2 separate regions of the Homo sapiens genome follow, and region 2 is linked to region 1. The links are chromatin loops, found by intact Hi-C in ENCODE. Cell type or tissue: PC-3. All regions are shown on one strand. Links, peaks and the distances in the headings refer to the core of each region. The heading gives the core; the rest is flanking DNA.

The links. Hi-C counts contacts between places; a loop is a spot of excess contacts. Peaks named below come from ENCODE experiments on the same cell type or tissue, not always from the same donor. Only the 100,000 strongest peaks of a DNase experiment are listed, where the experiment ranks them.
Region 2: a loop joins it to region 1, with 6 times the contacts of the local background. A loop is called at or near these places in 1 of 110 quality-filtered maps.

The regions. Positions count from the first base shown.
Region 1 is chr5:109,824,258-109,829,644 of GRCh38, forward strand. The region is part of intron 16 of MAN2A1 (mannosidase alpha class 2A member 1); the gene reads left to right. Among named protein-coding and RNA genes, the nearest start is that of LINC01848, 56 kb to the right of the region's middle. In PC-3, for the core only: no CTCF peak of the experiment used is centred there; DNase peaks (open chromatin) are centred at 1,394 and 2,354; H3K4me3 peaks cover 915 bases; H3K27ac peaks cover 3,103 bases.
Region 2 is chr5:109,874,501-109,879,887 of GRCh38, forward strand. No RefSeq gene overlaps it. Among named protein-coding and RNA genes, the nearest start is that of LINC01848, 6.0 kb to the right of the region's middle. In PC-3, for the core only: no CTCF peak of the experiment used is centred there; DNase peaks (open chromatin) are centred at 3,021 and 3,371; H3K4me3 peaks cover 1,268 bases; H3K27ac peaks cover 2,252 bases.

The DNA of each region.
Region 1 (5,387 bases), core at 183-5,182:
CTAAGCTGGTTCTATTTGTTTACAGCTCTTTACCCAGTAGAGTATAAAACCTAGCAATTGTTTATCATTTTTAGAACAGTATTGAGCAGCATCTTTATGAACCCAAGTGATAGGAAATAGGCTTTTGATCCTTTTGAGAACTTAACCCTGGGCAATGGAACTGATTCCATGGGGTCTGAGTGGAGCTGTGGTTTCCAAAGACTTGCACATTTAGGTTGGTTGATTTAGAATTCATTGTTTGTAGAATGGTGTGCTTTTCCAACTACAGATTTAATCCTAATAACCAGGGTATTTACCATATTATCAACACTCTTAGAAAAAGACCTCATAAAAATGCCATTTAAATTTATCTTTGCTGTTAGCTAAGTTGAACAAATTAGAAAAGAAAAAATACTATTTCCCTGAATCTTCATACAGGTAAAAAATAAAGGATTTCACAAACTAAAGATAAATGTATAGGTAGGCACGGTTTCCTTTTTAGGTATTGTGGGAAAGCAAAGGGATACTATGTTCAGGGAATCTCTTAAATCACAGAAGTTCAATTTTCTGATTTCATAGTTAAATTTAATTTTGCTTTTATTTAACTTTTTTATTAACTTCAAATTTCATTAGTATTTGCTTTTTGTTAGAATTTCAGGTATGGACAAACTTTCTCATGCAACTTCTTTAGGTAATAATATGATAGGTTTTTCAGAATAACCCATGATTCATAGGATGAATCAAGAAGTAAAAGTTCTCTGGCAGGTGGGAAAAATAATGCTAGACACTAATTTTGTGTCCTAAATGTGACTTCTGAAGTTATCTGTGATCACTTTGCTACCTACAGGAAAACCTGTAGTTCTGAAATAATCTTCTATTGAGTTTCTCAAAACTTCTGGTAAGTCAGAAACTGTTTTTGATCATCTGTTTGTACTCTTGTGTAAGCCATTATTTAATACCCCTGAGAGCTCTAAGTTACATCTTCAACTTTATAGCATTACCCCACAGAAGATATGCTGATCTATTTTTAAGTTTGCTTTAAACTATTGTTTTTTAGTGGAAAAGTTTTTCCTGGAGTACAACATGGCACACACTTTGGCACAAACTTGTGTCATCAGGTTTGATTTACCATTGTTTTTCATCAGTTATATTTAGAGATGGGCTATGTCTCAGAGGAAATGCTGTAGCAACTCTTCCTAAAATTCCAACTTCTCAATCAGGTATATTTGCATAATTGCTTTTGCTTTTATTTAATTATGTCACTGTATCTTCTGGGTTTTCCTTGGATTATCCAGGACCTCTAGTTCTCACATCATAGGGCAGTTTGTGTAGACTAGATGGCCCTGTTCTGCTGCTAGTGGCTGTAGCTTAGTGCTTGACTTGGAAATTAATAGGCTCTGACTTGCCTATTTACTTATTTGAGCAAACTACACTCATCAGAACTAAATGCTTGTCATTTTTCCTTTCCCCCTCTCTTCCTGTTTCCCTCTGGGCAGTGAACTGTCCAGTGGCTAATAGTGTTAAGCAGGAGCCCGGGCCACTGAGGTTTGACTGGCTCCTGGCCTTCCAAAGGGGCTCTCAATGTAGCCCATTTCTATTTGCTGGTCTTGCCTCTGCCTCTTTTCTCTTTTTTATTCTTTAGTTTTCTTTCTTTCTTTCCTTCCTTTTTTTTTTTTTTTTTTTTTTTTTTGACAGAGTCTCGCTCTATCGCCCAGGCTGGAGTGCAGTGGAGCGATCTCGGCTCACTGCAGCCTCTGCCCCACTGGTTCAAGGATTCTCCTGCCTCAGCTTCCTAGGTAGCTGGGACTACAGGTGTACACCACCACGCCTGGCTAATTTTTCTATTTTTAGTAGGGATGGGGTTTCGCCATGTTGGTCAGGCTGGTCTCGAACTCTTGACCTCAGGTAATCCACCCGCCTTGTCTTCCCAAAGTGCTGGTATTATAGGCATGAGCCACTGCACCTGGCTTGATTTTCTTTTTTCATGTGTTTCCTTTCTAGATTATTTGTCTTCTCTTCCTTGGTGTTCTCGGGCATATGAAAAAAATAATAAATGATGGATAAATAAGTGTAATGCAAACTTAGAGCGCCTCACTGATGAGTTTTACAGTAGTTGCCTGGATTAAATGAGAAGCCGTCATATATAAACTGGACGTAACCTGTAAATCTTTTTTCATTCTAGTCCGGATCATTTTTTTTTTCAACATGAAAGCAGTTGGTAGGAAATAGAGATACCAGAATCACCTGAAATGCTTTCTTCCAAACTATATACCTTCCCGTGTTTGTATTTGAGCTCCTCTTAACAAATCTCCCTCTGGGAAAAGATAAGCCCGGTTGTGGAGAGAGTCTTTCCTTAGTAATCTTCATGACTCACCTGTCTCTCCTGTTTTTCACATACCATTGCCTGAACACTCGGGTTGTCTCAATCCTGGCTGATTGTGGTTTTAATGAAATCACTAATCAAGGCCCATGATAGATATACGAAGTCTTCAGGGTATTTGGCTCTATCAGCGTTCACGCTGCCTGAAAGGGTGATCAGTCTTCAGGGATCTGTTATTTAGTGCCAAGTCTTCCTTATTAAGAAATACTGGAAAGTTGTTTAACATTCTAAACTTTGGCCTCCTGTAAATCAGACACCTGGATGATTGATCAAAATGCATAGACAAAATGTGGCTTTTCATTTTAGATGCAAAGGAAACGTCAGCCAACTTCCATGCTGTTGTAGATTGGCTTTTAGCTAGTATTGCATAAAATAACAAAAAATATTTATTCTTGAATTTAATTTACTAAACTAGTTTTGGATATATGCTACTTTTGTCCCCCTTAAACCAACCAGATGCAGTTATTTGCATGAGTATTAATGAATAGAGCCTATTTGTTGTTAGTACCAGATTTTCAATCCAGGAAGAAATGAGGGTTTGGGGAGAGAGACTATTAATGTTTTATGATTACATACTGTAATTGTATTAGGTTACTAAACCAGTTAATTATACAAAAGATTTTGTAATCTCAGCAACAAGGAATAAAGAAACAGAAAATGAGTTAGTATTAAAGATTGTCTTTGTTGGGTGTCTATTTTTGTTAAACCTTACAAATCCAATTTAAAAACTAAACTAACGCATACCTGACAAAATATTCTTACATTTCTCAGTCTCTACTTTAGTTGTTCTTTGACCCTTTTCTCCCCAAAGTAACTATTGCCCAAATTAAGCTTCAGGAGAAAACAAAATCAAGAACGACAAGCAACATTTCCAAAATTATATAAACTTTTTGGTCCTTAATGATTTTGAAACAGAGTTGAGAGGCCGTATAGTTCAACCTACTTTTGTTTTTGGTTTGGTATTTAACTTTTGTTTCTCTATCTGCATTCTCTCCAGATTCTGAAAATGATCAGAAGTGCAGTTGAAGGGCTCTCTCTTTCTTAACATCTTTTAAACTAATAAAAGAACACTCTGTTTTCCTTTTCATTATCGTTCAGACATCGCATTCAAAAGGTTTCTAAAAATACTAAATTAGAAGAAATCTTGTGCTCACTAGCCTTAAAAGCTCTACAAGATCAGAGCAGTTCAGAATTTCTAATGAAGGCGTGGCACGGTGGCTCACACCTGTAATTCCAGCACTTTGGGAGGCCAAGGCAGGCGGATCACAAGGTCAGGAGATCAAGACCATCCTGGCTAACAAGGTGAAAGAAACCCCGTCTCTACTAAAAATACAAAAAGTTAGCTGGGTTTGGTGGCACGTGCCTGTAATCCCAGCTATTCGGGAGACTGAGGCAGGAGAATCGCTTCAACGCAGGAGGCGGAGGTTGCAATGAGCCGAAATAGCGCCACTGTACTCCAACCTGGGCAACAGAGCGAGACTCTGTCTCAAAAAAAAAAAAAAGAAAAAAAGAAAAAAAATTTCTAATGAAATATATTGTTTTGCCCATGTCAGGTTTAATAAATCCATTTTATAGCACCCATAATTTAATGAAATGCAATTTATTTCATTTGTAGAAAATAACACTCTTCTGGGGGAAAAGTTGAGGGAGGTGGGAATTAATTTTTCTTGCAGTATAATCATCTTTCATTTAATTGAAGCTTTAAACATTACCATATAGGCTGCTACTTTAGCTTTTTTGGTTAATCTGTAATTAGAAGATAGAATATAATACAAACAGAAGCTCCTGTATCCTCTTGTGTTTTATTTAATACTGCACCTACAAGGAAAGTACATACCTTGCAATAATATAATACCAATAAGTGACATTGTTAACTGTGGCCTTATTTGTCTTCAGAGCTGTAATTATTGGACTTTAGTGTCCTAGTTTCTGATATCAACAGCTACTTTGAAGAATTAGGTCACTGTGGGTAACGAGTATGTCGTGTACATTTCATTGGCGCAAGGACTGTGTTCTCCTAGGCAGGTGTTTGTTAGCGAGTTAGTATGTATGTGTGTGTAAACCATGTTTTAACCCTTAGGGGAAACATCTTAAATGCAATACTTCTGCCCTGTTTTCCACCAACATATTATAAAGTATTATATGTAATGGATCTTACTCAAAGAAAACAAGCAGCCTGGAGGTAAAATGTAATGAACTGACATCAAAAAGTATGGAAGGAAAGACTTTCCTTTGACTGAAATGACTGATTTTCTTGCATATTTAGCAATCGAACAGAGTTGCTTAGTTTTTCTCTGAGCAATTTTGAATATATAAACATAAGTGGATTTATAACCTGACTCTTGGCTTTTAGAGAATCAAAATGAGCTTCATCTAGTTAAACATATTAGGGGACTTCAAAAAGTTTGTGGACAAATGGAATTAAAAGATAAAAATTAAAAATATAAACTATTTCTCAACATAAGCTTCATCAAGTTCATGACGCTTTTGTAAGCAATGAATCCAGCTACTCAGTCCATCCCTAAGGAACAGAGGGTCCTGGAAATTTAACCATGTCATTTCAGTCTACTTATATTATTAAGTAAAATGAGTGCCCATTAAATATTTTTTTAAGATTAGGAAACAAAAAGAAGTCAGGAGGAGCCAAATTAGCACTGTAAGTGACTGCCTAATGATTTTCCATTCAAACTGTCACAAAATTGCCCTTGTTTAATGAGAGGAATGAGCAGGAGCATTATGGTGGAGAAGAACTCTGATGAAACTTTCCTGGGTGTTTTTCTGCTAAGGCTTTGGCTAATGTTCTCAAAACATTCTCATAACAAGCAGATATTACTGTTCTTTGGGCCTCCAGAAAGTCAACACACCAAATGCCTTGAGCATCCCAAAAAGCTGTTGCCATGACTTTTACTCTTGGCCAGTCTTCTTTTGCTTTGATTGGACCATTTCCACCTCTTGGTAGCCATTGTTTTGATTGTACTTTGTCTTCAGAATCATACTGGTAAAGCTGTATTCCATCTCCTGTTACAAT
Region 2 (5,387 bases), core at 167-5,166, 50 kb after region 1:
ACGGGCTTTACATGTAGACTTGAGTTCTTGGCTCCCAGTTTTTTAAATTCACAGTTTAGCCTTAGGACTCATTTTCTGATCTCAGAGCTAAATGACAGTGCTAGCAAGCAAGATGTACCTATAGGGTCTGGATGTGTGAAACACCAGTAAAATAAAATGGAACCCTCACCGGTTGGCTTTCAAAGCTTGATCTGAAGTTGAGGGTAGGTCTTTGTTTGGTCTGAAACTCCCTCCTAGAACTGGAGACTCAGAGCCTTTGTGTTTCTTGGGATGGATTTTTCAGCCATATGCAGGACTGAAATAATTTCGGACCAGCTATATGGAAGTGAGTGTTCCAGAAAAATCATGTGAGTCATTCATTCACGTATTCATCTTCCTAAATGAATTTTCTAAGTGCAGGTAATAAGATTACTTTGAGGTTAAAATATATTTTCTTAAGTAAAATCTGCAAATTCATCCTTACGGAATTTGTGGGGTACCTTTAAGAGGAGCCTGAAGGCAATCGGTTTTCACTTTTGCATTGTGCCATCAATGAACATTAACTGAATTTATCATTTAAGCAGGGCAGTTGTGCCAGGCTCTGAGAGAGGGGGATTCTAATAATCCTGCCCTCCTATTAGTAAGGGAGATAAATCCCAGTGCAGTTAAGGTGCCAGAAGATGAGAGCAAGAGGGTCACATTAGTGGCACAAATGACAAATCCTCTGGGAGTACAGAGGAAGGAGACTTTCCTTCCATCTGGAATGATGAGGAGGGAAGGCAAGGAGGTAGGAGAATTAGAGCTGAGCCTGAAGGATAAGTGTATCACCAACTGGGTGTGTGAGAGGAGGGTGACTTGAAACCAACAGCACAAAGGCAAGAAATCTCATTTCTCATAGAAGTTTCATGAAGGGAAATTATTGGAAGTTTGGCTGGAAGTGTTTTTGATTAAAGACTGCCATCCGCATGTAGATCTGTGGCTGCCTTATGGCTGCAAAGGCAGATTGAGTAGTTTTGATAGAGACTGTGTGGCCTGCAAAGCTGAACATATTTACTAATGTTCCTTTACAGAAGAGTCGCTGCCATCTTGTCTCTCTGTAGAGGTTGGGTTCTTAACACTATCCTTCCACTTCAGATGGAAGTCCTAAAGCTGTCACTTCAGGGAGTATTTTTATTACAAAAGAGAATGGAAATGATGCAACAGTAATGGAGAGAACACCAGATTGGGATCTGGTGATCTGGATTTCAGTCTCAAATTCTGCAAAAGTAGCTGTGGGACCTTTGAGGAGTCACTATACCTCCTAAGAACTCTTTTTCCTGGTCTACTGATTAAAGCCACACTGCCAACTTTCCAAATTAGAAGGTTTCCTAAACACTTTTTCTGGTTGCAAAAAACTATTTTAGCAGATGAAATAAAATGCATTTTAACTGGTTCTCCATGGCAACGCTTACAGCTCTTTCCAGTAACCTTTTGAAGTCTGACTTCTCCATGTTGTGCTTATGGCATCTTTGGGTAGATAGATATTTGGGGATGGGAAAAAAATGATCTGTTTAATGCAAAACTTACTTTGATTTTGTTTTGGTTTTGTAAATGCCGGGGTTTCCTTTCCCAGAAACAACATAAACCTGAAAAAAAAGAACCTGAAACTTTATCTGGGGTGGTTAAAGCCCACATTTTAAGAGTAATCTGAAAAATCTTGAAAGGATTACATGAAAATAGCTGAGTTTTGACCAGGGAACCAGCAACCACAGCTCATAAATGCCTTTGGCTTCAGATCAGTGTGGGGACCTGCAGAAGAGGAGATTCTCTTCAATTGAAGTACTAAGAGGAGAAATGTTTTTAGATCTCAAGAAATCTTAGTTTTTGGCTATCTGTGGTTAAAAATCAGTCCTGGTGTATCTTTGCCCTGAAAGATTAAGGGAAAGAACTGCTTAGGAAAATATAATGACTGCTTGGTAAGAAGTGCCTGAGCAATGACTTCCACATAGGGTGGATTTGCTAAGGTGTCTGGCGACGGGACCTTCGCCTTGTTCCACAATGCGTCGTGGTGGTTTGAAGCAGGAAGCATGTGTAGTTTGGTGATGCTGTCTTGACTCTTCAATTTAGAGTATGAAGATTTGGAGTGGGAGCAGAGAGGAAGTAATTAAATGTATATCTTTTTAAAATACAACCTCAGTCAAGTTTGAATCTGACAGAAGTTATGTGTATATTTTAGGAATAGCAAAATGTCAGAACTTCAAGCCCATCATTTGAGAGTGAGCTCCCATTTGGCTAATTCCACTGTGTCCTGTTGAGTCTCAGGTTGGTAAAGCACTGCAAGCACAGAGCCCGTTTACATTTACTTCCTCTTAGGATACAGGGCACAGGTAGCGACTTGAGTGGTGGCTCCTGAAAAGATATCTCCATGCCCTAATCCATTAAATCTGTGAATGCAGCCTTACTTGGAAAAAGGGCCTTATGCGTATGTGATTAAGTTAAGACCGTGACAGGCTATCATCTGGATTATCTAGGTGGGCCATAAATCCAATGACAAACATCCTTATCGGAGGCAGAATAGGAGAAGACACAGAGAGGAGGCAACATGACCATGGCGGCAGCGCTGGGAGTGATGCGGCCGCGAGGTAAGGAATGCTGACAGCTACAGAAGCTGGAAGAGGCCAGGGAGGAGTCTACCCTAGATTCTCCAGAGGGTATGTGGCCTGGCTGATAGCTTGATTTGCAACGTCTGGCATCCAGAACTGTGAGAGAATAAGTTTCTCTTTTTTTCAACTACCCAGTTTGTGGTAATTTGTTACAACAGCCTCAGGAAACAAATCTAGTACCCAGAATACATTCATCCAACCCATCCCACGGCCCCTGTGGAGAAGCACATCAGAGCTTTCCCCACCTCCCTGTGATCTTGCCAGAGAATAAAGGGCTGAGGGACTGTGCTGACTCCTGATAGACAAGGTGGTGTGCCAGGATGACAGAGGCACAGAACTAGCCAAGAACCACTCTAGTATTGGATTCATTTGGCGGGACTACTTATTCCACCTGCTTGGAATAAAAACAGGAAGATGTTTTCATTGATTTGCTTCCATTTACCACAGAATGTTACTCATCCAGTTCCAGTTGATTTGAGTCATCTTCTCAGGATGAAATAACTGGATACTTGTCAATAGTAGGGAATATGAATAATTTTCACTTCTCAGAAACTTTTAATTTGTAGGGCACTTTAAATACGCAGATCAATTTGCGCTCTCGAATCTCACAATGACTCTGTGAAGCAGGTCAGACAGGTAAGATTATGAATCTTTTTAAGCTGTGCAACTTAAAGCTAACGAACAAAGCCAGATTGAAAGATAATTTTTCCTCATCCAGTGTCCTGCTTAACTGGCTTACTCACTCTGTGGGGAATGACTGACTGATTCAACAGAGAGTTGACAAATTGAAACCACATTTACCTGGAAATGTCCTTGCATGAGAATAGGGGGAAAAAAGTTTTAAACAGGAAAAATAGAGATACACCCTACCACACGCTGAAACACACGTATATTATACATCTATTCTGCCTAGAATATAATAAAGATTGCATTGCACATTGGTGGTAAAGAGGTAGCTCACTCAATAAATAGTATAGTCTTCATATGGAAAAAATTAAATTGTTTATGTACCTTAAACAGATAGAAAAAAATTTATAGATTAGATATTTAATTGCAAATATATATATACATAATAGAAAAAATACAGGAAATGTGTTTTAATGACTTGGGAGTGGAGAAGGCCTTTCTATGCATAAAATGAACTTAAGAGCTGCAAAGAAAAATAGACAAATTTGGTTATAAAAATTAAAAATGATGTGGTCAAAGATGCTATAATAAAGTCAACAGAAAAACAAAACAATATACAGTGGTAAATATTTGCAAAATATATGCTATTTATTAATTATATTCAGCAAACAGTTTTGGAGCACCAGATATGCACCAGACACCGCGGTCAGTGTTAGGCATTAAGCCCTGAATAAGACAAGCAGTCATCATGACCTCATGGACCTTGCTATCTAGCCTGCATTAACCAAGTACTTTTGAGTATAATGAGTATTATAAAGGTCAAGCTGGATGCAATGGGAAAGTGTGATGTGGATAAGTCTTGATAGGCAAGAGTTAGCATCTCTAAACAACTGACAGAAATCAATGAGAAAAATATTAACCTAGAAAAGTTGAAAAAAGATATGTACTGAAAATTCCCAAATGAAGAAATAATAGTTCACCAATAAACACAGGAAAAGATTTTACCCTTGTGAACAAAGATATTCAAATCAAAATGACATGTAATGTTTTACCTATCAGATTACTAAAGAATCAAATGAGTTACAATAGAAACTGCAGGTGATGAGAGGTAGGAACCTGGGCTTTCTCTCATTCTTTGTAGGAGTGTAAATTGTAGAAAATCGTATAATGCCTATCAAGACTTACAATTTAAAAATTGGTTTCTCTATTCAAAGTGTTATGGACTGAATGTTTGTGTTCCACCCCACAGCAAATTAATGTATTGAAGTCCTAACCCTCAATGCGATGGTATTTGGACACGCATCGTTGGAAGGTAATTAAGGAGAGATGAGGTCATGAGAGTTGGGGCTTGCATGATGAAATTATTGCTCTTATAGGAAGAGACACCAGATTTTTTTTTTTCTTTTTCTCCCTCTCCCTCCATTCTATCTTTCTCTGCCATGTGAGGACATACCCAGAAGTCCCATCTGCAATCTAGGAAGAGAGTACTCACCAAATCGGTAGGCACCTTGATCTTAGACTTTCAGCCTCCCAAACTGTGAGAAATACATTCCTGTTGGTTAAGCCACCCAGTCTTTGGTCTTTTGCTATCACAGCCTGAACAGACTAAGACATTGTTTGTATGTGTGTGTGTGTACGATTTAAAAGCAAGTAACAGGAGAAGTAAAAAAAAAAAATGTAAGCACTGCAGTATCAATCAGAACATTATATTGGGGATTGGCAAACTCTACAGCCCATTGCCATATCAAGCCCACTGCCTGTTTTGGAAATAGAAAATATTGGAGCAGAGCCATACTCATTTGTTTATGTATTGTTTCTGGCTGTTTTTATGCTACAACAATAGACTTGAGTAACTGCAACAGAGACTGAATGGACTGCAGAGCCTAAAATATTTCTTATCTCTTCATTTGTTGACAGTTTGCCAATGCTTCTATTGAGATTAAAACCATAAACAACTTAAATATTAATTAATTATGTTTAATTAAAATTATTTTATATTCACAATGTGGAGTATTATGCAGCAATTGGTAGAGTCTTACATATAGACATGTAAATATGGCTTAAGATATTTTGTTAAATGAGAGTTATGGCTCAATATGTGTAGCATAATTCATTTATGTAAACAATATGTATAAAGAG